3 separate regions of the Mus musculus genome follow, and all the other regions are linked to region 2. A link is a loop called in an ENCODE intact Hi-C map of the cell type or tissue named here. Cell type or tissue: left cerebral cortex. All regions are shown on one strand.

Evidence for each region. Hi-C counts contacts between places; a loop is a spot of excess contacts. Peaks named below come from ENCODE experiments on the same cell type or tissue, not always from the same donor. Only the 100,000 strongest peaks of a DNase experiment are listed, where the experiment ranks them.
Region 1: a loop joins it to region 2, with 7 times the contacts of the local background. A loop is called at or near these places in 10 of 42 quality-filtered maps.
Region 3: a loop joins it to region 2, with 5 times the contacts of the local background. A loop is called at or near these places in 7 of 42 quality-filtered maps.

The regions. Positions count from the first base shown.
Region 1 is chr12:3,231,983-3,239,982 of GRCm38, reverse strand. It overlaps Rab10os (RAB10, member RAS oncogene family, opposite strand), which reads right to left and starts at 4,192. Exons shown (of 7, transcript NR_015551.1): 1 at 4,054-4,192; 2 at 2,571-2,698; 3 at 2,323-2,392; 4 at 1,871-1,954. In left cerebral cortex, a CTCF peak has its summit at 4,177; DNase peaks (open chromatin) are centred at 1,435, 2,744, 4,248, 4,592 and 1 more place; H3K4me3 peaks cover 1,714 bases; H3K27ac peaks cover 1,550 bases.
Region 2 is chr12:3,421,163-3,429,162 of GRCm38, reverse strand. Asxl2 (additional sex combs like 2, transcriptional regulator) reads right to left here and starts at 2,306. Exons shown (of 13, transcript NM_001270988.1): 1 at 1,951-2,306. The coding sequence starts at 2,007. 1110002L01Rik (RIKEN cDNA 1110002L01 gene) reads left to right here and starts at 2,416. Exons shown (of 3, transcript NR_030694.1): 1 at 2,416-2,662. In left cerebral cortex, CTCF peaks have their summits at 712 (motif pointing right), 3,047 (motif pointing left) and 5,499 (motif pointing right); DNase peaks (open chromatin) are centred at 1,517, 2,403, 2,987, 3,364 and 1 more place; H3K4me3 peaks cover 3,069 bases; H3K27ac peaks cover 2,011 bases.
Region 3 is chr12:3,360,554-3,368,553 of GRCm38, reverse strand. Kif3c (kinesin family member 3C) reads right to left here and starts at 3,422. Exons shown (of 8, transcript NM_008445.2): 1 at 1,023-3,422. The coding sequence starts at 2,573. I920046F24Rik (RIKEN cDNA I920046F24 gene) reads left to right here and starts at 2,981. Exons shown (of 1, transcript NR_164312.1): 1 at 2,981-5,045. In left cerebral cortex, a CTCF peak has its summit at 4,675; DNase peaks (open chromatin) are centred at 1,906, 2,335, 2,842, 3,459 and 2 more places; H3K4me3 peaks cover 3,822 bases; H3K27ac peaks cover 3,425 bases.

The DNA.
Region 1 (8,000 bases), 190 kb after region 2:
ACACATGTGCAGCAGAATCACACACCAAGCACACATGTACAGTGGTATCACATACACATGGAAAGTGGCATCATACAACAGGCACACATGTACAGAGGCATCACAGACCAAGCAAACATGAACACATGTGCAGCAACATCACATACCAGGCACACATGTACACATGTGCAGCAGCACACTCAGGCACACATGTACACATGCACAGCAGCATGACACAACAGGCACACATGTGCACATGGCAGCAGCAACACACACCAGGTACACATGGACACATGTACACTGTCATCACACACCAGCCACATATGTACACACGTACAGCAAGCTCAGATACCAGGCACACATATACACATGTGCAGCAGCCTCACATACAAGGCACACATGTTCACATGTACAGCAGCAGCACACTCAGGCACACATGTATACATGTGCTGCAGCAGCACACACGAGACATACGTGTACACATTTGCAGCAGCATCATACACAAGGCACACGTGTACACATGTAGAGTCGCATCAAACACTGGTCACACATGTAATGTAGTTTAAAAACAAGGTAGACATATCCAGCGGCATCCCCCAACAGACGCATATGAACACATGTGAAGCAGCATCAGACAACAGGCATACATATACACAGGGGAAACAGCATCACTCACCTGGCACACATGTGTACATGTGAAGTAGCTTCACACAACAAGCACACATGTGCATCCGCATCACACACCAGTCACAATGCACTGGCATCACACACCAGGTACACATGTATACATGTACAGCATCATCTCACACCTGGATCACATGTAAAGTGGCATCACACACCAGGCAAACATGAGGCATACATGTACATCCCACACCCAGCACACATGTACACATATTCTGCAGCATCACAGACCAGGCATATACGTACACATGTAGAGCAGCAGCACATCACTTCCTGAGCCCATGACATTACTTCCCATCACCCCCACTCTGACCTCACTTCCTGCTGCCCTCTCCACAGCGATGTCACTTCCTGTCTCTGGCAGCTGCCCTTGCAAGCTTGCGGCTAAAGTGGTTGAGTGGGAAGCCCGCTGCATTGATGACGTCACCAATTTGCCCTCTACCAGCATCACTCCCCACGCATGGATGGCGGAGGCCCCAGGCCTTGTCCCTGTTGGGTCAGGGTCATGGTGGGATTACATGGTGACTTCGAGGTTGCTGGGGTCATGGGGAGGTCAGGGATCACCTTGGGGTTGTGGGGTCACACCGGGGTCAGCGGTAGGTCAGGGGTCACGTCGAGGTCACAGCACTCAAGGGGGATCGATCACTAGTTTATGTTAATTTATGCAAAGTGACTCTGGTCATGCAAATGAGGTCATGTGACGTCACTTCGCTGGTGCAGCTGACAGCCATGGAAGCTTCCCCCTTGCCCATGAAGATTTATGCAAATTTATGCAAAGTCATACAGACAGAAAGCATGACGCCATGCAAATCCACCCAGAGCATCACTGTGTTATCATTCAGGTTTATGCAAATTTATGCAAATTCACAGAGGAAGCCACCAAAGTCACCTCAGCTCATGCAAACCTACTTCAAAGAAGCTGATGTATGCAAATTCATGCAAAACCCACAAAAAACGCATGCAGAGCACAACTATGACATCATTTTGGTTTATGCTAATTTGCCCAAGACGTCACACACAAATCTATGCAAATTTGTCCTGAGAGAACTGGTGTTAACTTATACAAATTTATTCAAATGAGCCCAAAATATGCAAAATCATGCAAATGTATGCAGCCCCCATCCCCTCAATCTATTATCCCAGAACCACTTGGTAGAGTCTCAGACAGGGCGTGGGCAGTGTCATGTGCAGGCAGGGGGCAGGGCCTCACCATCCTTCGCTGGTGTGCTGTTGTCCAAGTAGTCGTGGATCAGCTCCTCCTACAGTAGAGAGAAAGTCACTTCCTGGGCAGGGCCTGCGGGGAAAGGGGGCAGGGTCAGGCGATGGGGTGGGGCCTTGGGGGTCAGGGGCAGGGCCTGGGTGACTCATTTGGCCTAAACTTCCTGGGGTGGGGGTGGTACTTCCTGTCAGGGCCTCAGACAGGAAGTCCCACCTCATACAGGAAGTTCCACCCCCACACACTGATGATGTCATCTAACCCCATCCCCAACATAAAAGACCCACCTCCAGGTTATGACCCTGCAGAAAGTAAGTTATGGCATAGACAGGAAGCTCCCTCCCCAATGACGTCACCCCAGGCCCCGCCCCACAAAGTAACGCTCCCCCCCGCCCCCCCCACTGCCAACATTGACCCTGTGAACCTGCCCACAACACTCTGCTCACCTCCGTGGATGCCCCAGGTGAAGATGGCTACCCTCATGATGACGCTGTGCTGCTCTGCTTCCTGCTCAGCCTGGGGGATGGGACGGGGTCACAGGGGTCAGGGTTCATCCAGGCCATGCCCACCAAACCACCATGCCCATCACTTCTTGACTATGCCCACCACTTCCAGTCCCACTTTTCACTTCCTGTTTTCTCCTATGATGTCACTTTCTGTTCTGCCTGCTCCGTCCCCAGAAGGCCCCACTCACCTGTACAGCACCCCCCATGGCGTCCTCCTGGTCCTTTGACTTCTCCAGGATCAGCCCCTCCAAGGCCTGTGGGTCAGTGGTGGGGTCATCACAAGGGGTGGAGTCAGGGGCGGGGTCAGTGAGGTCACCTGAATAGATTTGCACAAATTTGCATGACAGGAAGTAAGCAGGCAGGGCCTGAGGTGATGGGCGGGACAGGAAGTGGAGGGCATGGCCAGGCACAGTGGGCTTGGCTGGAAGTGTGCAATGGCGTTGGGAAGTGGGCGGGGATAAGATGAAAAGGGTCGAGGCCTGCAATGGGTGTGGAAGGGGCAGGGCCACACACCACCACAGGGTCAAGGTCTCTGGGTCTTCCTGGGGGAGGGACGGGTGGAGCTGGAAGTGACATCATACCAGACTTCCTGGCAGCCCCTCACAGAAGCCCCACCCACAAGTCAGAAATCCTGAAAATGACATCACTTCCAGTGGGCCTGGCCCCACCCACCATCCTGATGTCTTGCCCATAAAGCTCCCAAAAAGCAGGAAGTGACATCACTTGTGGTTGGTGTGGTGACCTCATTTCCCCGCTCCATCATCCCCAGAACCCACCCTCTTCTCCCAAACTCAGAACTGCAATCATGATGCCACTTACAGTGGGTATGGCCACCAACAGACCACGCCCATCTTCCTAAAAAGATGAAAGTAGCTACCCTGAGGCCCCTTCCCACTGACCTTTGTGCCCCCCCCCCCTCGCGGCAAAGTACTGGAGGCAGGGCCAGGTGGCCTTGCTCAGCATCTCGGGGAAGGCAGGATGGACGACCATGAAGGCCAGGCCCTGGGGTGGGGGGAAGGGGTGAATGGGTGGGGTCAGACACGCGTCAAGGCCCTGCCCACAATGACTCAATCACTCTTGGGCACACCCCCAGCCAGGACGTCAAGAGAATATATACAATATATACAAATGCGGGGGGGGGGGTGTCACAGGGTGATGACATCATCTGGACACGTGTCAATGGCAAGGAGGGAAACTGTGACATCATCTGAACTCAGGAAAAGCCATAACGTCATGCAGTTTTATGCAAATGCATGCAAATTTACATGACAAATACACGCAGAGTAAAGCCATAACATCGTTTATGTTTATGGAAATTTACTCAGGGGAGCTGTCATTATGCAAATTTATGCAAATTTTCATCATGCGAAACTGATGTCACATGAGCGTATGCAAATTCCCAACGTACACGATATGCTAATTTATACAGGTCAGGGGAGGTTATATAAACCTGGGTAGAACAAAACCAAGCAGCCATTCAAATTCACTCAAATTCATGCAAACGAGCAGCAATGAAACTTAGACCCCATGCAAATCTATGTCTCTTGCAGGAGCTTAGTTAAGACCCCGCCCCAGGCCCCTGTCACTCACGCTCAGCCACTCCCAGCCCTCGCTCAGGCTCCGTCCCTGGCCTGTCTGTCAGTGCCTCTTGGGAAAAAACAGGTCACTCACCTGAAGCTACGTCCACATGCCACTCCGCTAGTCGCTGTCAATCCCGTGGGGACCAAGTGTCACTCACGTGAAACCCCGCCGACATGTCTCGCACAGCGAACCCCAGGATCTCCTTCCGCCGCGAGGAGGCGCTCGCCAGGACGACGCGGTGCCAGCGCAGGCACGTGCGGGGTGATGTCACAGCGACATCTGGGCGGGGAGTGATGACGTCGAACGGGTCGCCTGTGGTTCTGCGGTTCGCCGAAAGGTCAGGAGCTGAACCGGTGACGTCGCTGGAGTCGCCGGGGATTGGGGCGGGGGGGGGGTAACGGTGGTTGCGGCGGGGAAACCGGAAATCGGTCGCGCTGCTCCGAAAGGGAAAACCGGGTTCGGCGAAGAGAGGAACTGCACATCCGCTGTTTGCTTGTCCGCTTCTGATCAGCGGAACCCGGAACTGGAAGTCTTCAATGTCACGCTGCCGCTCCGAGTTCTCGTGAGATTTACAATGCGGTAGAAGGACTCACTTCCTGTTGGAACGGAGGAACTTCCTGTCTGGAAGTTAGGGTTCAAGCATGCTGGGAGTTGCAGTTATTTCCTGCTTTAGGCATGACTTCCTGTTTGCCATAGGAAGTGACGCCACAGTAGCCCCGAGTTTCACTGGGAGGCACGCTGGGAGGTGTAGTTCCTACCTGTACATCTCCGGGTCTAACCTCCCAGGAACGTACCGTATTAATACGCTGCCCTGTCACCGGGTCGAAGCGCCCGCATGCCCGGCCTCCCCTCACCGTGGCCGCTTCACCGCAGGCAAATCCATATCCTTTGACACCAACCGGAGCGGATGCAGTAACCATCTCACCTGTGATGCAGTGACCATCCCAAGGGAGATGTAATGACTCTTACCTGAGATGCAGTAACCATCTCACCTGAGATGCAGTGACGATCCCAACTGTGATGCAGTGACCATCCCACATGAGATGTAGTGAGCATGCCACTTGAGATGTATTGACAGTGATTATCCTACCTGAGATACAGTGACCATCCACCTGAGATGCAGTGACCATCTCACCTTTGATGCAGTGAACATTCTACCTGAGTGATTCTTACATGAGATGCAGTGTCCATGCCACCTGAGATGTTGTAACCATTCCACCTAGGATGCAGTGACTATGCCATCTGAAATGTAGTGACCATCCCAGGTGAGATGGGATGATAATCCCACCTGTGATGCAGTTGACTATCCCACCTGAGATGTAGTGACCATCCCACCTGAGATGAAGTGACCACTTGAGATGTGATCGTCTCTCCTGAGATGAAGTCACCATCTTACCTGAGATACAGTGAAAATCCCACATGGGATGCAATGACTATCCAACCTGAGATGTAGAGAGTCGTCTTAACAGAAATGCAGTGACCATCCACCTAAGATTCAGTGACTATCCCACGTGTGAAGTTGTGACCATCCCAAGTGAGATGGGATGACAATCCCACTAGTGATGCAGTGACTGTCCCACCTGAGATGCAGTGACCATGCCACCTGAGATGTTGTGACTATCTCACGTGAGATACTATGACAATCCCACCTGTGATGCAGTGACCACCCCACCTGAGATGTAGTATCCATCCCTCCTGAGATGCAGTGACCATCTTACCTGAGATGCAGTGAACATCCCACATGGGATGCAGTGACCACCCCATCTGAGAGATGTAGTGAGTCTTACCAGAGAATCAGTGACCATCCCACTTGAGATGTTTTGACCATCCCACTTGGGATGCAATGACCATGCCACCTGAGATATAGTTACCATCCCACCTGTGATGCAGTGACTATCCCACCTGTGATGCAGTGACAATTCCAACTTTGATGCAGTGACCATTCCACCTGAGATGCAGTGACCATCCCATCTGTGATGTAGTGACCAGGTGTACTAGTAATTAGACACATTAGAATTCATTATAACTCTTTTTATTCAAAGAAAACAAGACATTTTCACTTAATTGATGTGAATTTCTAAATGCAATAAGGATCTTATTGTATGTTCTTTAGTTGTATACACTGCATTTCATTATCTTGATGTATTTTCATAAGCACATTATGAAGAAACCTGTACAAGGTGTTATAGCAGGAAGAAAAGTGATTTAACACAGAAAAGAGTTAATCTTGACTGCCTGAGAGTTCTACTCTGTGCTAGTAACAATAATAGTGTATTTTTTTAGTGTACAGGTGTATTAGTAATTAGACAAATTAGAATACATTAAAATTGTGCTTATTCATAGAAAACAAGACATTTTTGCTCAATTGATGTGAATATTTATGATAAGAAGGACCTTGTACTGGCTAGTTTTGTGTCAACTTGACACAGCTGGAGTGATCACAGAGAAAGGAGCTTCAGTTGAGGAAATGCCTCCATGAGATCCAACTGTAAGGCATTTTTTCAATTAGTGATCAAGGGGGAAAGGCCCCTTGTGGGTGGGGCCATCTCTGGGCTGGTAGTCTTGGTTCTATAAGAGATCAGGCTAAGCAAGCCAGGGGAAGCAAGCCAGTAAAGAACATCCCTCCATGGCCTCTGCATCAGCTTCTGCTTCCTGACTGCCTGAGTTCCAGTCCTGACGTCCTTTGGTGATGAACAGCAGTATGGAAGTGTAAGCGGAATAAACCCTTTCCTCCCCAATTTGCTTCTTGGTCATGATGTTTGTGCAGGAATAGAAACCCTAAGACAGATCTTATTGAATGTTATTTCCTTTAGTTGGCTGCACTGTATTTCATTATCTTGACGTATTTTCATAAGCACATTATAAAGAAAACTGTACAAGGCTTTATAGAAAGAAGAAGAGTTTTTTTTTTTTTTTAATACAGATTCTACAGAAAAGAGAGTTAACCTTGAATGCCTGAGAGTTCTACTCTTTGCTAGTTATAACAACAGTGTATTTTTTTAGAGTTCAGGTGTATTAGTAAGCAGACACATTAGAGTATATTATAGCTGTATTTATATGAAGACATTTTTGCTCAATTGACGCAAATTTCTAAATGTGAAAAGAAGGATCTTAGTAAATGGTATTTCCTTTAGTTGGGTAGACTGCATTTCATTATCTTGATGTATTTTCATATGCACATTATAAAGTAAACTCTACAAGGTTTTATAGCAAGAAGAAGATTTTTTTTAACACAGAAGCAACAGAAAAGAGAGTTAATCTTGAATGCCTGAGAGTTCTACTCTGTGCTACTAACAACAATAGTGTATTTTTTTCGTGTCCAGGTGTATTAGTAATTAGACACATTAGAATACACTATAACTGTGTTCATATGAAGAAAAGACATTTTCACTCAAGTGTTATGAATTTCTAAATGGGACAAGAAGGATCTTATTGAATGTTATTTCTTTAATGGGCTACACTGTATGTAATTATCATAAAATATTTTCACATGTCCTTTGTAGGTGGGGAACCTTCTGCTCTGTGTTCAGGACCCATCCATATCTAAACATAAAAGCAATCTACAGCAAACCAGTAGCCAACACCAAAGTAAATGGAGAGAAGCTGGAAGCAATCCCACTAAAATCAGGGACTAGACAAGGCTGCCCACTTTCTCCCTACCTATTCAATATATTACTTGAAGTCCTAGCCAGAGCAATTCAACAGGAGGTGGTCAAGGGGATACAAATTGGAAAGGAAAAAGTCAAAATATCACTATTTGCAGATGATATGATAGTATATATAAGTGACCCTAAAAATTCCACCAGAGAACTCCTAAACCTGATAAACAGCTTCAGTGCAGTAGCTGATATAAAATTAACTCAAATCAATGGCCTTTCTCTACACAAAGGATAAACAGGCTGAGAAGGAAATTAGGGAAACAACATCTTTTACAGTAGTCACAAATAATATAAAATACCTTGGTGTGACTCTAACTAAGGAAGTGAAAGATCAGTGTGATAAGAACTTCAAGTCTGTGAAGAAAGAAATCAAAGAAG
Region 2 (8,000 bases):
CTCAGAATCCCATAAAACTGGGCATGGTGGTACATGTCTACAATCCCAGCACCCAAGGGGGCAAAGGCAGGAAGATTGCTGCAAACTTTAGGCCATCATTTATTATGTGAGATGCTATCCTCAAACAAACAAACAAATGTATATAGGGAAAACATTCAACAAAAAAAGTACGTGGCTTATAAAAACAAAATACAGGTTGAATAAACAATATAATTCAAATTTGGGGAAACAAGACTAGGCGATAAAAGAATGAACGGACTGAGTTATTTTCTTCATACTTTTCTAAATTTCTCCATGATGAACATTACTTTTGAATTCTGTAAGTCTCATTTAAAAAATAAACAAGGAGTCAGTCAGTGGTGGTTCATACTTTTAATCCCAGGACTTGGGAGGCAGAGGCAGGGGGATCTCTGAGGTCAAGCCCAGCCTGGTCTATAGCGTTTCAAGGCAGAGAAACCCTTTTTCAAAAAATAAATTAATAAACAAACAATCCAGGATTTTCGAGATTACTCAGTGGGTAACTGCGCTGGCCAGCAAGCCTGATAACCTGAGTTCGATCCTAAGAACCTACATCAACTCCTACAAGTTGTCCTATCACCTCTACATGCGTGCTCCATAGCCACGTACACACTCCATACATACATACACATACACATACACACCTTTTTAAAATTAATTAATTTAATGTATGCAAATACACTGTTGCTATCTTCAGACACACCAGAAGAGGGCATCCGATCCCATTACAGATGGTTGTGAGCCACCATGTGGTTGCTGGGAATTGAACTCAAGACCTCTGGAAGAGCAGTCAATGCTCTTAACCACTGAGCCATCTCTCCAGCCCCCACACACATCTTTTTAAAGAGAAAATAAAACGTATAATTCATAAAGGTTCAGTTATTAGAACCCACTATGTTGTCCACTATTAAAGAGGTTGAAATGCTACTAATGCTTGATGAAACTTCAATTTCTCCTTAAGGTTTCTTTTCTTCGTAAATACACGTTTTAAATTTTTCAAAACAATGTTTCTCACAAATACTCATTGCTAAATGACTTTTAAATTCCATATAACAAAATTGGAGTGAGGGGCACTAATCACAACTTCATTGGTCCGGTCCACTTTCACTTTAACTTAAAAAAGAAGAAAAGAAATGAAAAGAAAAGAAAAGAAAAGAAAAGAAAAGAAAAGAAAAGAAAAGAAAAGAAAAGAAAAGAAAAGAGGAGGGGAGGGGAGGAGAGAAAAGGAAAGGAAAGGAAAGGAAAGGAAAAAGGAAAGGAGAAAAAGAAAGCCAATAAACTACACGTCCCACCATGCATTGCAGCCTTACTCAGAGTAGGTCTCTACGGAAACAGAAAAAAAAATTCTGAGTCCCACCTGTTACTTCGTTTCTAAACACCTCCTGCACTTTCAGCTCTCACAGCAAACACAAAAGCCTCGTGACCTCACATTGGCTCCCGGAGCAAGATAAGCGGGGGCCCCGGTCTGGCAGCACCTCTGCCTCGACAGGAGAACGCCACCGAGCTCAAGCGCTCCCCTCTCCTTTCCGGGGCTGGAAGCACGCACAAACCGCCTCCTGTCTGCATCCAATCGGGGCTCTCCGAGGCGCACAAGGGAGAAGAACCGGTTACTGGGCAAGCACAACACACAGGGCCGAGACAAGGGGTAACAGTGTAGGGGCGACAGCGACATGACCCCGAAAGGCAACCTCACAACACCGAGGAGGTCCAGTCGTAGCCACCGCGAGAAGTCGCAGTCGCGCGACGGATTCCTCGCGCCGACGCCTCGGTCTCCTCACGGCTCTCCAACGCGCCCGTAACTGCCGCTCTCTGCGCGCGCTTTCCTGATCCTCAACCCGGTCGCGGGGCCAAGTGACCTCCCTTGCCTTGCGACGGGTGGCCGGCGAGAAAACGAACTCCTGCCAGCCTTTCTCTCTGCTCCCTCCTCCTTACCGTCTTGGCGGCCTCCGCCCAGGTCCTGCCCTTCTTCCTACGGCCCTTTTCCCTCATGTCGGTTCTGACTGACTGGGAGGCTTCCGTGCCCCGGCTCCGGCTGCGTTCCCTCGCCTGCTGCGCCCTGCACTGCTTTTCCCGCGGTGCCAGGAAAGGTGGGAGAAAGGGGAAGTCGGACCCGAGAAGCAACTCAGCGAGCAAGCGGCCGCGGAGGCGCGCAGTGGCGGGGGTAGGGGGCTCTACGGGGTGGCCGGTCCTGCTGCCGCTGCCACTGCTACCGCCGCTGCCATATTGGGTTCTTACTGTACAAGCAGCTTCTGTGGTCACGTGACCCCTGCCGCGCGGCCGTCACTACTGTACGCTGCAGGCCGCGCGAACGAGCGCGCACTTGCGCGCGCCCCCAGCCTCGGCGTCGGACCGGCAGGCTGCAGCAGTTAGCCACGCCCCTGCACTTCCGGTGTCTCCGCATCGAGCCCTTGCGCACGACGGAGGGCGGCCCATGGTCTGTGGGTCGGATGTCTGGCGGTCACACCCGCCGGGAAGATCTTCTGGCGGAAACAGAATCTGCTCCTTTCGGGAAAGGCTGATTGCGCGGTTACGTGCAGCGTGTGTTGAGGAGTGGCTCTGGAAACTTAAAGAGCCCGACGATCAAGTGATCTTGCCAACTACCGTTTTAATCAGCATGTTTTATTTTGTTGTGGTACAGGCTCAGGTAAGGCGGACCTTAAACTCCGAACTTCTGTCTCCCATTACTGGTAATTACAGGCATGCATCGTCTTGTCCTCAAGTTCATTTTTTACAAAGCTTATCTTTTTGAAGACGTACCGCGTGCAGTTCTTGTCTATTATTAATCTGATTAATAGATGAGACAGGTTAGATTGATTTACCAACTCTCTAGTATAGGATGTGAATATACCAAAAACTAAGTTGTTAGCTACCAAGCCTTGTCTCGCAAAGTAAATAGACCTTTTTTAGGCCAACAGAAACCACGTTTATGGCTCAGAGGATAAGTGCACTGACTATTCCGGAGGTTCTGAGTTTAATTCTCAGCAACCACATGGTGGCTCACAACCATGGGATCCGATGCCCTCTTCCGGTGTGTCAGCTACAGTGAAGACAGCTACAGTGTACTCATACATAAAATAAATATTTTTTAAAAAGGAGTTTAGAAATCGCATTGTGTTTTTACATGTGATTGGTATCATCAAAGAAGTATGTTTTATCTCCCTTGGCACAGAGCCTATATGTATCAGGAATCCGTTAAATATTTGTTGAATGGTTCAGCTATGTCTAGTCAAGAAACTATTCACTCTTCATAATGTCAGTAACACCCTCCTGAATATCCAGAACATTTTATCTCTGATTATCTGTTCTTGTAAACAACATAGAGGAGAATGCACAGCGGCTAGGGATGTGGCTCAATGCAAGCTCTCCGCCTCCCATGGGTACTGGGGATTGAGCCTGCAGGCTAGCATAAGCCTTCTACCACTCAGCTGTACTCCAGCCATTCTGTTGTTTTTACATAGGCAGCGTCCCCCTAAATTATCCAGACTGTTCTTGAATTCGTTCTGTAGCTTAGGCAAGTGTACACGGATTTCTATCTTCATGCACACCAGAAGAGGGCATCAGATCTCATTACAGATGGTTGTGAGTCACCATGTGGTTGCTGGGAATTGAACTCAGGACCTCTGGAAGAGCAGTCTGTGCTTTTAACCGCTGAGCCATCTTTCCAGCCCCCAGCTTCGGCAAGTTTTGACCTTGCAATCCAAATTATTCAGCCTCCATAGTACCGGGGATTGCAGGCCTTCACCATGAAGGCACATCTCTAGTGATAACCTGTTGTCTAGAATGTAGGCGCTCCCTAGATGGGTTTCAGCAGTTCATAGAACTCCTTACTATTGGCAATATTTTCTCTGTCAAAATATTTTCTGTGTCATGGTGCATCCTTGTCATCTAAGCACTAAGAAGATTAGAAGCTTGGGTTATCCATAAGGTCTGCTACAGAGCAAGTTCCAGGCTGTCCTTCAGACACTGTCTCAAAAAAGAACCATCAACAGTGTGTGTGTGTGTGTCTGTGTGATAAATGTGGATTCCTTTTTTTGCTTTTTAAAAGGCCTCTCACCGGGCAGTGGTGGCTCACGCCTTTTAATTCCAGCACTTGGGAGGCAGAGGCAGATGGATTTCTGAGTCCGAGGCCAGCCTGGTCTACAGAGTGAGTTCCAGGGCTGCCAGGGCTAAACAGAGAAACCCTATCTCTAAAAAACAAACAGAAACAAAAACAAAACAAAACAGAGTCTCTCTTTATAGCCCCAGCTTTTCTGGAACTTTGTATGAAGACTAGGCTAGACTCAGACTCACAGAGATCACATGCCTCTGCCTCCTGAGTGTTGGAGCATCACACCCAGCCTACAATTAGATTTTTTTGAAAAAAAAAATTGATAACCTTTCCTCAATGTTTGGATTGTTGGTGTTCTCTGGGCATGGGGTTTTGTTTACCACCTGGGCTCCTAAGCTTCTTGCTCCCTCCTGGAGCAAATGTTGCAATTTGGAGGAAATATTGCAATTGGAAGGGATATGCTCTAGAGCAAGTGGCTGTATAGAACAAAACTAGACAGATTGGCCTTGGCCAGAATTCCCATATTCCCATCTGACTATTACACATGTGGGAACCTGGACATACCACTTCACCTTTCAGTTTTCTTTGCTAGGGTGTGTCTCTGTCTCTCTGTTTGCTAAGGTGTCTGTGTGATGAGAAACTAGAGCAGTGACTTTAAGCAGACTGGACTGGTGGCGGCTAAATGCTGCAGACCTGGAGGAAACAGGAAGGATGGTGGAGGAACTGGAGGTCAGCCAGAAGGATCTGGGGACAGCCTGTCTGTGTGACTCCTTAGTTAGCATGGGTTTGTCCATCCAGAAGTCCTCAGCCTCTCCTACCCCACCCCCCTGAGGAACTTCACCATTCATTCTGAAGTTGTCTGAAATGTTGTTCATAGTCCGAATGCTCCTCAGATCCCAGCAATATTTTTAAAGTTGTTTTTGTTGTATTAGAGATTGAATGGAGGGCCTTGCTCATACTAGGTAAATGCTCTGAACTATATCTCTACCAATAATAATAATAAATAGTTCTTCTATACTCACTATAGATTTGTTTATTTTAGTATAGAATAGAGTATTCAGGGCATGGGGAGGGGAGCTAAGAGGGTAGTAGAGGCAGAGAGGGGGGGAGAGGAGGAGGGAGGAGAAGAAGAAGAGGAAGAAGAAAAGAAATAGAGGCTGGCCAAGAACATGTGGAGAGAGGGGGAAGGGAATACGGAAGGGGGGGGGGAGAGGAAAAGCCCAAGAGGGCAAGAGGGAAGCAAGAGAACAAGAGAGTTCATTATAGATTTTTACATGGAGGGAGACACAGCCTAGACCTAAATAGGTTTAGATTCATCCTGATGTTATTATTCACTGATAGAACTTAAACAATTTTTTTTAAAGATTTATTTATTGCATGAGTACTCTGTTGCTGTCTTTAGACATACCAGAAGAGGGCATCAGATCTCATTACAGATGGTGTGAGCCACCATGTGGTTGCTGGGAATTGAACTCAGGACCTCTGGAAGAGCAAGCAGTCAGTGCTCTTAACCGCTGAGCCATCTCTCCAGCCCAGAACTTAAACAATTTTTAGAATATTTTTATTCTTTGAAATTTTCATTTAGCATATTTGGTCATATTCATCTCAACTTCTCCCCATAATTCCTCCCAGATCCACCACCACCTGCCTAAACTCCTCTAACTTCATATCTTTAATTTAAATCCATTGCCTCCAACATACACTGTCCATATAATTTTGGATGTGGGCCATCCATGAATTGTGGTGACACAGAAGCCACACCAAACAGAAAACTGATTCTTCCTCAGAGGCCACTAACTAACCATAGTTCTTCAGTTGGGATTAGAGGGTAATTTATTTAGATTTTTAAAGTCCTCGGTGATCTCTCTAAAGATGGACTGATTGATTCAATGAATATTCATTTTTATGTCAGGCATGCTATTTCAAGCTTGTCATCATATTCATGGAGGCAGAGACAGGAGAATTGCTATTAGGTCCATGCCAGCCTGGCCTACACAGTAAGTTTCTAAACAGTTTGGACTATATAACTAGACCTGTCTGCAAACAAACAAAACCACAAGGTTTATTTTTAGCAAGGTATGGTGATGAAGTTCTTGTGACTCAGGATGGCTTGGGCCCAGCATTTCAACGCCCTGTCCCAAGAAATACAACAAAACCAAACACAGAGGCACATGATTGTCATGTCAACACTAGGAAGGTTTCTGCTAGAAAAACAGAAAGGAATGGGCTAGAGAGATAGCTAGACTTAAAAGGACTTGTTGTTCTTCCAAAGGACTTGGGTTCCTAGTACTCTGTGATGGTTTGTATATGCTTGGGCCAGGAAGTGACACTATTAGGATGTGTGGCATATTTGGAGTAGGTGTGTCACTGTGGATGTGGACTTTAATACTCTAGTCCTAGGTCCCTAGAAGTCAGTCTTCTCACAGCAGCCTTCAGATAAAGATGTAGAACTCTCAACTGCACCATGCCTGTCTAAATGCTGTCATACTCTGCTTTGATGATAATGGACGGAACCTGTAAGCCAACCCCAATTAAATGTTGTCCTTATAAGAGTTGCCTTGGTCATGGTGTCTGTTCACAGCAGTAAAACCCTAAGATATATCCAGATCAGGTGGTTCTCAATTGCACAATTTCAATTCCAGCTCTAGAGCATCTGATGTTCTCTTCTGAACTCCAGAGGAAACTGTTTGTGTGTGTATAACCACACCAGGACATGTAGGTTGCTTTTGTTTTTTTTTGTTTTGTTTTGTTTTAAGATTTATTTATTTATTTATTTTCATGTATATGAGTACACACTGTAGCTGTACATATGGTTGTGAGCCTTCATATAGTTGTTGGGAATTGAATTTAGGACCTCTGCTCTCTCTAGGCAACCCTGCTCGCTCAGTCCCTGCTCGCTCGACCCAAAGATTTATTTATTATAGATAAGTACACTGTAGATGCACCAGAATAGGGCATCAGATCACATTATGGGTGGTTGTGAGCCACCCTGTGGTTGCTGGAATTTGAACTCAGGATCTTCGGAAGAGCAGTCAAGTGCTCTTACCAGCTGAGCTATCTTACCATCCCCCAACATGTGGATTTTTTATTTGTTTGACAGGGTCTCTGTATATAGCTCTGACTGGCCTGCAACTTACTATGTCTGGTCTCAAACTCACAAATAATCCACCTGCTTCTGCCTCTTGGGTTTAGAGGTATGTACCATCATCATACCAGGTTGAAATAATTTTTAAAAAAGAGTGCTTACTGGTTATTTGTGAAAGACTATGATTTAAATGTTAAGAATGGGGCTGGAGAGAAGGCTTAGTGGTTAAGAGCTCTGGCTGCTCTTCTAGAGGTCCTGAGTTCAATTCCCAGCAACCACATGGTGGCTCACAACCATCTGATGCCCCCTTCTGGTGTGTCTGAGCTACAGTGTACTCATAATAAATAAATAAATCTTTAAAAAAATGTTAAGAATGCAGAAATAGAGCAGATGCACAAGGCTCTGTAGTCATGAAACTTTATTTGAATGAGCATAGTGGAGGAGTTAAGGCAACATCAAAACTGATGTTGAAGAACCAGACTTGATGCTGTGTGCGGTAGGGTTGGGAGTTAAAAACCAGCTTCGGCCACATACCAAGTATGCATGAGACCACACTGAGCCACATAAGCCTCCCCCCCCCCCACCTCCTTAAAAATAAGGGCCGGAGAGATGGGTGGCCATTAAGAGCACTGACTGCACTTGCAAAGGATCCAAATTCAGTTCCCAGCACACCCACATGAAACCAACAGCTATCTGCAATTCCACTTGTAGGGGTTCTGATTTCCTCTACAAGCCTCTCTGGCTATCCACATACACGTGGAACACACATAGCATGTGTATTTCTTAGAGATTCTTAAAACCTCAGGTGGTGGTAGCACATACCTTTAATCTTATAACTCAGAGGCAGAG
Region 3 (8,000 bases), 61 kb after region 2:
CTGGGAAGTGGGCAGCTCAGGAAGGATGCAGAAGCCCCGGCACCTCTCAAGACAATAAGGAATTAGCCATAGTTGACAAGAGGCTTCAGTGTGTAGGCCAGTTGCTTTTTCTTTTTCTTTTTATTCCCCCCCCCCCCCCCCCCCGATGATTGGTAGAACCCCTGGCTAACATACTATTTATAAAACGGGAAATGGAGGTAGGAAGAAAAGGGAAACCCACAGCCAGTCAGCCACTCAATGGGCCTGAGCCTAAGAGGCCTAGACTCCAGGTCTGGGATTGAGCCCACTTCTCTCTCCATCCCACCTCCTCCTACATGACACTCTGAGTCTCCTTATTAATGACACCAAGGGGTAGGCCTGGCACTTTGTCATCCACTGGGCTATTTCCATAGGAAGCAGGATTCTCTGGCCTTGCTACTGAAGACTAAAAGCATGAAGTCTGCAAGTAGCATCTCAGCCCAGCTACTCTGAAGAATAGAAAGAACCTTGGCACTTCCTGAGCCTTAAGTCCTCAACAGTAAGATGGGGCTTTAAAAGCTACTCTTTGGAATGGCTCCTATGAAGATGAGACCAGATGATATAAAAATGGGGTACTTTGTAAACTGTAAAGTGCTATCCAAATGTCTGATACTATTAATATGATACGAGGCCCAAAGACACTGCAGAGAGAAGAAAAAGTATCAGGAGAGGGGGCCATGCAGAAGTGAGAAGCCATACTCACAGAGGTCCTGCGTGGCTTCTCATAGACCTGGCCAATCCTGGGGTCATTTGCACAGGTAGACAGTGGCAGAGGTGGTCGGAGCATCTGGAGTCCACTGGTCCAAGACATCTCCCCACTTTGCTTGGTGTGGATGCTCGCATGTAAGTGCACCTAGCTACCTAGTATTATGGTACTTTGCTTAGCTGCTCCGGAGCAGTCATCAGTGTGTGGTCCTGAGGTGGGATATCCCACTCAGGCCAACTCACAGACCCTCAAATGAAAATCTACCAATCAAAGTACTCGCATTGTCTGGGGACCTTACCTTGTACTTGGCTGCAAGCAGCTCTGTAGCCTGCTGCTCCCGCCGTAGATCCTCCAGCATCTTCTCCTTCTCTTCTAGAAGCTTCTGCTTCTCCTCACTCACAAGGCTGCGGTCATCCTGGATGGCAGCCTTCTCCTCCTCCAGCCGTTCCTTCTGGTCCTGCAGGTAATTCTCCATGTTCTTCTCCAAAGCTGCCTCCAAGATGGGCTGGGGTGGGTGGTGATTGTTGTTGTTATCATCTTCCTCTTCGGCCACCCAGGCCTCAATCACGGACCCCTCTGGATAGCCGGCTGGGGCAGACACGGCCTTCTTTCTACGACTGCTCTTTCTCCGAGGTCGCTTGCCCAGCATCCCCTTCTTCTCCAGCTGGGCCTTCAAGCGAGCGATCTCTTCCTGGAATTCCCTCAGCAGTGTGTCCTTGGGGTCCTCGTTCACCCGCGGTTTGTTCTTGATGTTCTTGGCTCGGTTGGCAAAGCGCAGGGTAGAGAGGCTCTCGTCGTAGCTGTGAGAAGCTGGACCCAGTGTGGCCACCATGATGGTCTTGGCATTGCCCCCCAGTGAGTCTTGGAGCAGCCGGGTTAGCTTGGAGTCCCGGTAGGGGATGTGGGTGCTCCTGTTGCCAGCCAGAGCAGCAATCACATTGCCCAGGGCGGACAGCGAGAGATTGATTTTAGAAGCTTCCTTAGGCCTCTCTCCGCTGCTGGCAGAACCACTAGCGCTGCCACTTCCACTCCCACCACCAGCTGTTGGCTGTGTGGCTGGCCCTCCAGCTGCGTTGGGACCAGCCTTGTTCTGTCTCTCACTGCCGGCCAGGTCTACCAGGTTGAGCTTGCCTACTCGGATATGATCCTGGCCATCAGAGCCACGCTCACTGCACTCCACTGTGATAACAAAGATGGCATGGGACCGAGAGCTGACCTCATTCATGTGGGTGCTGCCCACTGCTCGGGCTTGGTTCCCCAGGTTCATCACATGCTCAATCTCCTTGACATTCTTGGTGACAAAGGAAGAGAGGTCCTTGATGTAGACCCCTGTTTCAGGATTCTCCTTCAGCTCTAGCCTCTTGCCTGGCTCCTTGGATAGCAGGTCTCGGATCTCCTCCTGGTAGATCTCCAAGTAGGAAGCACGAACCAGGTACTGCTGGTTCTGGGAGCGGGAGATGTGGGTGAAGATGTGCTCAAAGGCATTCGGGATAACCCCGCGGAGCTCTGGCTCCACCCAGGTCCCCTGCATGGTGTAGGTCTTGCCAGTGCCAGTCTGGCCATAGGCAAATACGGTGCCGTTGAAACCCTGAAGCACTGAGTCTATCAGGGGCCTCACCGTTTCGTCATACAGGTCGGCCTGCTTGGAGCTAGCATCATACACAGCATCAAAAGTGAAGGTCTTGGGCAGCTCCCCGGGTGCCGCGCGGGGGTTTCGCAGAGTCACCTGGCCCAGTTTCACGTCCATGGTCAGAATCTGCTCATGACCAGCAGCCTCCTCCTTCCTACTGAGGGGGCGGCACCGGGCCACCACCTTCAGGGCCTCGCTGGCCTTGGTCTTACTGGCCATCTTGCACCTCTGTCCTTCCAGGTGGGCCGCTCTGCAGCCTGGGCGGTCCTTCTGCCCTACTCCTAGGTCGGGATCAGTCGGGCTGGCCCAGCCCTCAGGCACCTCTCTTCAATCCGCATGCAGCCTACCAGGGTGGGGATGCAGGGAGTTGGCCCCGAGACTGCTGCAGTCCAGGCCTCCACAGCTCTCCGCGGCTTTCTGTGCACAGTCTGGAGAGGTAGAATTAGGCAGAATCCCTAGGTTACCGCGCAAGCTGCTCCTGCCGAAGGGTAGTGCCTGGAATCCACCCCATGCTGGAGCAAGAGTGAGCGCTACGGCTACAGCTTCGGCAACAATGAGATAAAGGAAGAGGAAAATGAGATGGGGGTGGGCGGCAGAGCTGTCTTTTCCTCCTCCTTTTTCCCTTCCCCTAGGGATCCATGGCGGGGGATGCGAGTCCTGGGCGGCTCGGAGGGTCCCGATCCTCCCGAGGTCAGAGGCTCACCTGGAGTCCTCCCCTCCGGGTGGAGGATCATTCATTGCAGCCAAGGCTGGCTGCTGTTGCCTCTCCTTCGCCTTCCCCGCCGCCGCCACCGGAGAATGAGAGAAAAACAGAAAAGGATGGGGCGGAACAGCGGCGGTGAGAGTGATGTTGCTGCGGCCGCTGCGCTGCGGCCCGGGTTAGGTCTCCCGTCTGGGGTGGGGCAAGGGGCGGGGCCGCGGGGCGGGGAACAAGAGCCCGGCGCGGCCCTTGGGCGAGGGACAGCGGTGCATCGCCGCCCGCACCCCACGGACCCCTCAGGGATGACAGGCTCCGGTGCCCACCCAGGTCCCGCGCCCACCAGTCGGATGCGGCGCAGCCACCGCCAGCCGTCACCCCACCGAACCCGAGCATGCTGGGAGATGTAGTCCTTCCTTTGTTAACCCGGTTCTGTCAGGTTGCTAATGCTTTCTCCAGTCCTCAAGTCTGGGAGCCCCTCCTCCCACATGCAACCCCTGAGTGTGTCTGCTGAGGCTGCACTACCCACGCGTGTTCTCTCGGCAACCGCCATTCTCGGTTTCTCACTGCTCCAACCATTTTGCTTGCAGATGGGCACATGTCACTGTCCTCCATTTCTCAGGGTGTCACCAGGCCTCCTAGAGCTTAAACTCCTAAACATTATTGGGCTCTGTGTTTTCTCTCCCTAGTCTGGTTTACTCCTGGCCTTCCTTTTAACGCTCTGCGGGAAGCACAGTTAACTGATTCCACCTCTTGTGTCTGTACATGGCCTCTGGCTCCAACTACTTCTCCATGACCTTAGGAAGGCCTGTCCATCTTCTGACCTCTCAGCCTACCTCCACTACTCTGATCCAGTCTATACTCCTAAAAACCATGCTGACACACTTTTCTAGCTCACGTGGAGCCCTGGCACTATTCTAGGCGCCGAACCCTTCTTAAGGAGACAACAGGCTGTAATAGAAATGACAGTTGCACCCTTGTGCCTTTGCCCAGAGATCCTGTTACAGTCCTTCCTCTACTGCTCTGCCACTTGGGCAGCACAAGCATTTCATCATCTGTGAAGCTGTGCTGGTTAATTTTTGTCAACACAATCTAGAGATGTCTGGGAAAAGGAAATCTCGACTGAGGAATTGCCTGCATCTGATTGGTCTGTGGGGTATATTCTTGATAGCTAATTGATGGAGGCGAGAGCCCAACCCACTGTGGGAGGTGATCCCCTGGGCAGGTAGTAATGGGTTGTATAAGAAAGATAGCAGAATGCAAGTCTGGAAGCCAGCCAGTAAATAATGTCTCTCCATGATTGCTACTTCAAGCTCCTGCCTTGAGGTCCTGATGCCGGAACCCTGCAGCGCAAATAAACCCTCTCCTCCCCCAGTTACTCTTGGCGGGCAGTGTTTTATTACAGCAACAGAGAAGCAAATTAAATCAGAAACTCTAGGGCTGGAGAGATGGCTCAGTGGTTAAGAGCACTGACTGCTCTTCTGAAGGACCTGAGTTCCATTCCCAGCAACCACATGGTAGCTCACAACCATCCGTAATGAGATCTGATGCCCTCTTCTGGTGTGTCTGAAGACAGCTACAGTGTACTCATATAAGTAAAAGTAGATAAATTTTTAAAAAGATTTATTTATTTATTTTATGTATGTGAGTGCACTGTAGTTGTACAGATGGTTGTGACCCTTCGTGTGGTTGTTGGGAGTTGAATTTTTAGGACCGCTGCTTGCTCTGATCAGCCTCGCTCCTCGCTCTGTCCCTGCTTGCTCCGGACCAAAGATTTATTTACTATACTGTATAAGTACACTGTAGCTGACTTCAGACATGCCAGAAGAGGGCGTCAGATCACATTACAATTGGTTGTGAGCCATCATGTGGTTTCTGGAATTTGAACTCAGGACCTTCAAAAGAGCAGTCAGTGTTCTTACTAAGCCATCTCACCAGCCCCTGGATAAATCTTTAAAAAACAAAACCAGAAGCTTTCTCTGACTGGGTGCTTCCATAGCAGAAAAAAAGAAAACGATGGAATTTATATCAATTAAACCTTGGGCCTAGCATTCCAGATCCTGTATGGTGCATATGTGCACTTAGGTGTGTGTGGGTGTGTGCACGTGTGCATATGCATGTGCACATGCATGTCTCTCTAAGTCAGAGATTGACCTCATTGGAAAAAAAATGTTAGCAAGGTGACTTTAATCTTAACTCTTGGGAGGCAGAATCTCTGAGTTCAAGGCCAGCCTGGTCTACAAATCAAGTTCTAGGATAGTCAGGGCTACACAGAGATTTTTGAATTTTATTTTATGTATTTGAATGTTTTGCCAACATTATATATGTTTGTATCCCGTGTATGTACCTGGTGCCCACGGAGATCAGAATTGGATGTTGATCCCCTGGAATGAGAGTTGTAGATAGTTATGATCTGCCATGTGGGTGTTGGGAACCAAACCAGTGTCCTCTGTAAGAGCAATACATGCTCTTGACCACCGAGCCATCTCTCCAGAAGCCCCTTGAGTTTGTTTGGTTTTGTTTGTTTAGTTTTAGTTTGCTTATTTGTGGTAGTTTCTCCCTGTCTGTGGAATGCACTGACTGGGTAAGTGGTTGGCCAGTGAGCTCTAAAGATGTGACAGTCTTTACCCCACTCCTACCCCAGACCCAGTCCCCCCAGTGCAGGGATTACTGGGGGGTCACAACTCAGTTCCTCAGGCCTGGGTTATCTTCCCAGGTCACATAGTATCAGCTGTGATTTCTGCCCAACATTACACTCTGCTTCAGCTTCCTCAGTGCTTAAAAGTGATTTGAGGGCTAAAGAACTGGCCTGGCCATTTAGAGTACCGGCTGCCCTCGCAGCGGGCCTGGGTTTGGTTCACCACCATCCATAACTCCAACTTCAGCTTCTTACCTCCACCAACACCAGGAGTGCACGTGGTACACATACGTAAGTGCAGGCAAACACTCCAAGACATAAAATAGGAAGAAAATAAGAATAAATAATTATTTAAAAATGGGTTTTGGTGTATGATGTTTATTTTATTCACAAATTTGTTTTGTTTTTGTTTGGTTGGTTGGTTTTGGTCTTTTGAGATAGGGTTTCTCCGTGTAACTTGCTCTATAGACCAGGCTGGCCTCAAATTTACAGAGATCTGCCTGCTTCTGCCTGTTCAGTACTGGGATTAAAAGCCAGGGTGCACTGCCACCCCCACCCCCACTACCCAGCTCTTATCTCACAAGTTTGTAAAATAAAGTTTATCAAATTAAAAAAACTGGAGATAAAAATAGGTATGGCTCCAGCCAAACTAAGATGATGCAGCAGGAAAATCAAGACTTTAGTCATCCCCAGTTACAGAACAAGTTCAAGATCAGCCTGGACAAGAGAATGCCCATCTCAAAAAATCAAAAAAGAAAAACACCTTATCTCCTTGTGTCACTGCTACCCCTTAATTCCTAGAATTTTGATTTTAGCTGGGCCAGCAGCTTAAGGTCTATCTGGTAGTTTGCCCACTTCCAGAGGTTCCTGGCCTTCCTCCTGACTCTGCTGGTCCAGCTCCAGTGATGAACTTGGCTTTGGGGCCAAATTCTGGTGACATTTTGGCTGTGCAAACTTTACCTTTCTTGGCTTTAACAACTGACTTCTGGATAGTGTTTGATTCTTGAACTACTTCCTTGCTGGGTTTGGCTTGCCTTTCCTTGCTGGGTTTGGCTTGCTTTTTGCACTTCCATCTCTGTTTGGGCCAACTCACCTGCCAGCAGGACTGGATATATATCGTTCCCACTGGCCCAGGTTCTTCTGCTTGGGAGCCGAGGGTGAAAAACCAGTGCTTCCAAGATGAAATTCCCTCTAAATAACTTAGTGTCTCCGAACAGCTTTTTTCACAGTAGGATAAGAGTGTTTACCTTCCCTTACAGGATTTACATAAAGATTAGGTCAAAAGACATGTGTGCTTGTTCTTAGGCCACAAAAGGTACTCAAGAAAAGGGGAGTCCAGGGTTAAGGATCTGGCTTAGTGGGTGGAGCACTTGCCTAGCAGACAAAAACCTGACTTTGATCCTCAGCCTCTGAAAATCTGGACACAGTGGCAAATGCCTGTAATCTGAATACTTGGGAAATTGAAGCAGGAGATTCAGAAACTGAAGGTCAACCTTGGTCTACAGTTAGTGTGAGGTCAGCCTGTGCTACAAAGAAACAAACAAGTTCCTTTTCTAAAGAAGTAAATACGTTCCTTTCCCCCTCATCCACACACAGAGCAGTGTCTCTCAAAGCAGAGTTTTGTGTCTTAAGATTTATGTATTTCTGTCTTACGTGTCTTGGTGCTTTGTCTGTATGTATGTTTGAAGGTGCCAGACCCCCTAGAATTGGAATTACTGACCGACGTGAGCTTCTATGTGGGTGCTGGGAATTGAACCCATGACCTCTGGAAGAGCAGCAGCCAGTGCTTTTAACTTCTGAGCCATCTCTCCAGCCCCATCTCTCACCATTCTTTTTGTTTGTTGTTTGTTGTTGTTGTTTTTTTTTGGGGGGGGGGACAGGGTTTCTCTGTGTAGCCTTGGCTGTCCTGGAACTCACTCTGTAGACCAGGCTGGCCTCAAACGCAGAAATTCGCCTGCCTCTGCCTCCCGAGTGCTGGGATTAAAGGCGTGTGCCACCACGCCAGACTCCACCATTCTTCCATGTTTTATTCTCCAGCTATGCTGACTTGCAGTCCCCCTAAGATGCACCACTGTTTCCCTGTGTCCCTGTGCTCCCTTGCTGCTCCTCTGCTTGAGGTGTCCTCCTCCCTCTACTCCTGTCTACATAGCCTCATCTTCCACAGCTCAACCCCACCTGGGTCCTGCTTACACTATTCAATGAGACTTTCCTTACACAGGCCTGCTTTCCCCTTCAGTAAACCCCTCTGGAAACACCCTCAAATCACACCCAGAGTTCAGAACTTTATTTTTTAATAGAGAGAGACAGAGAG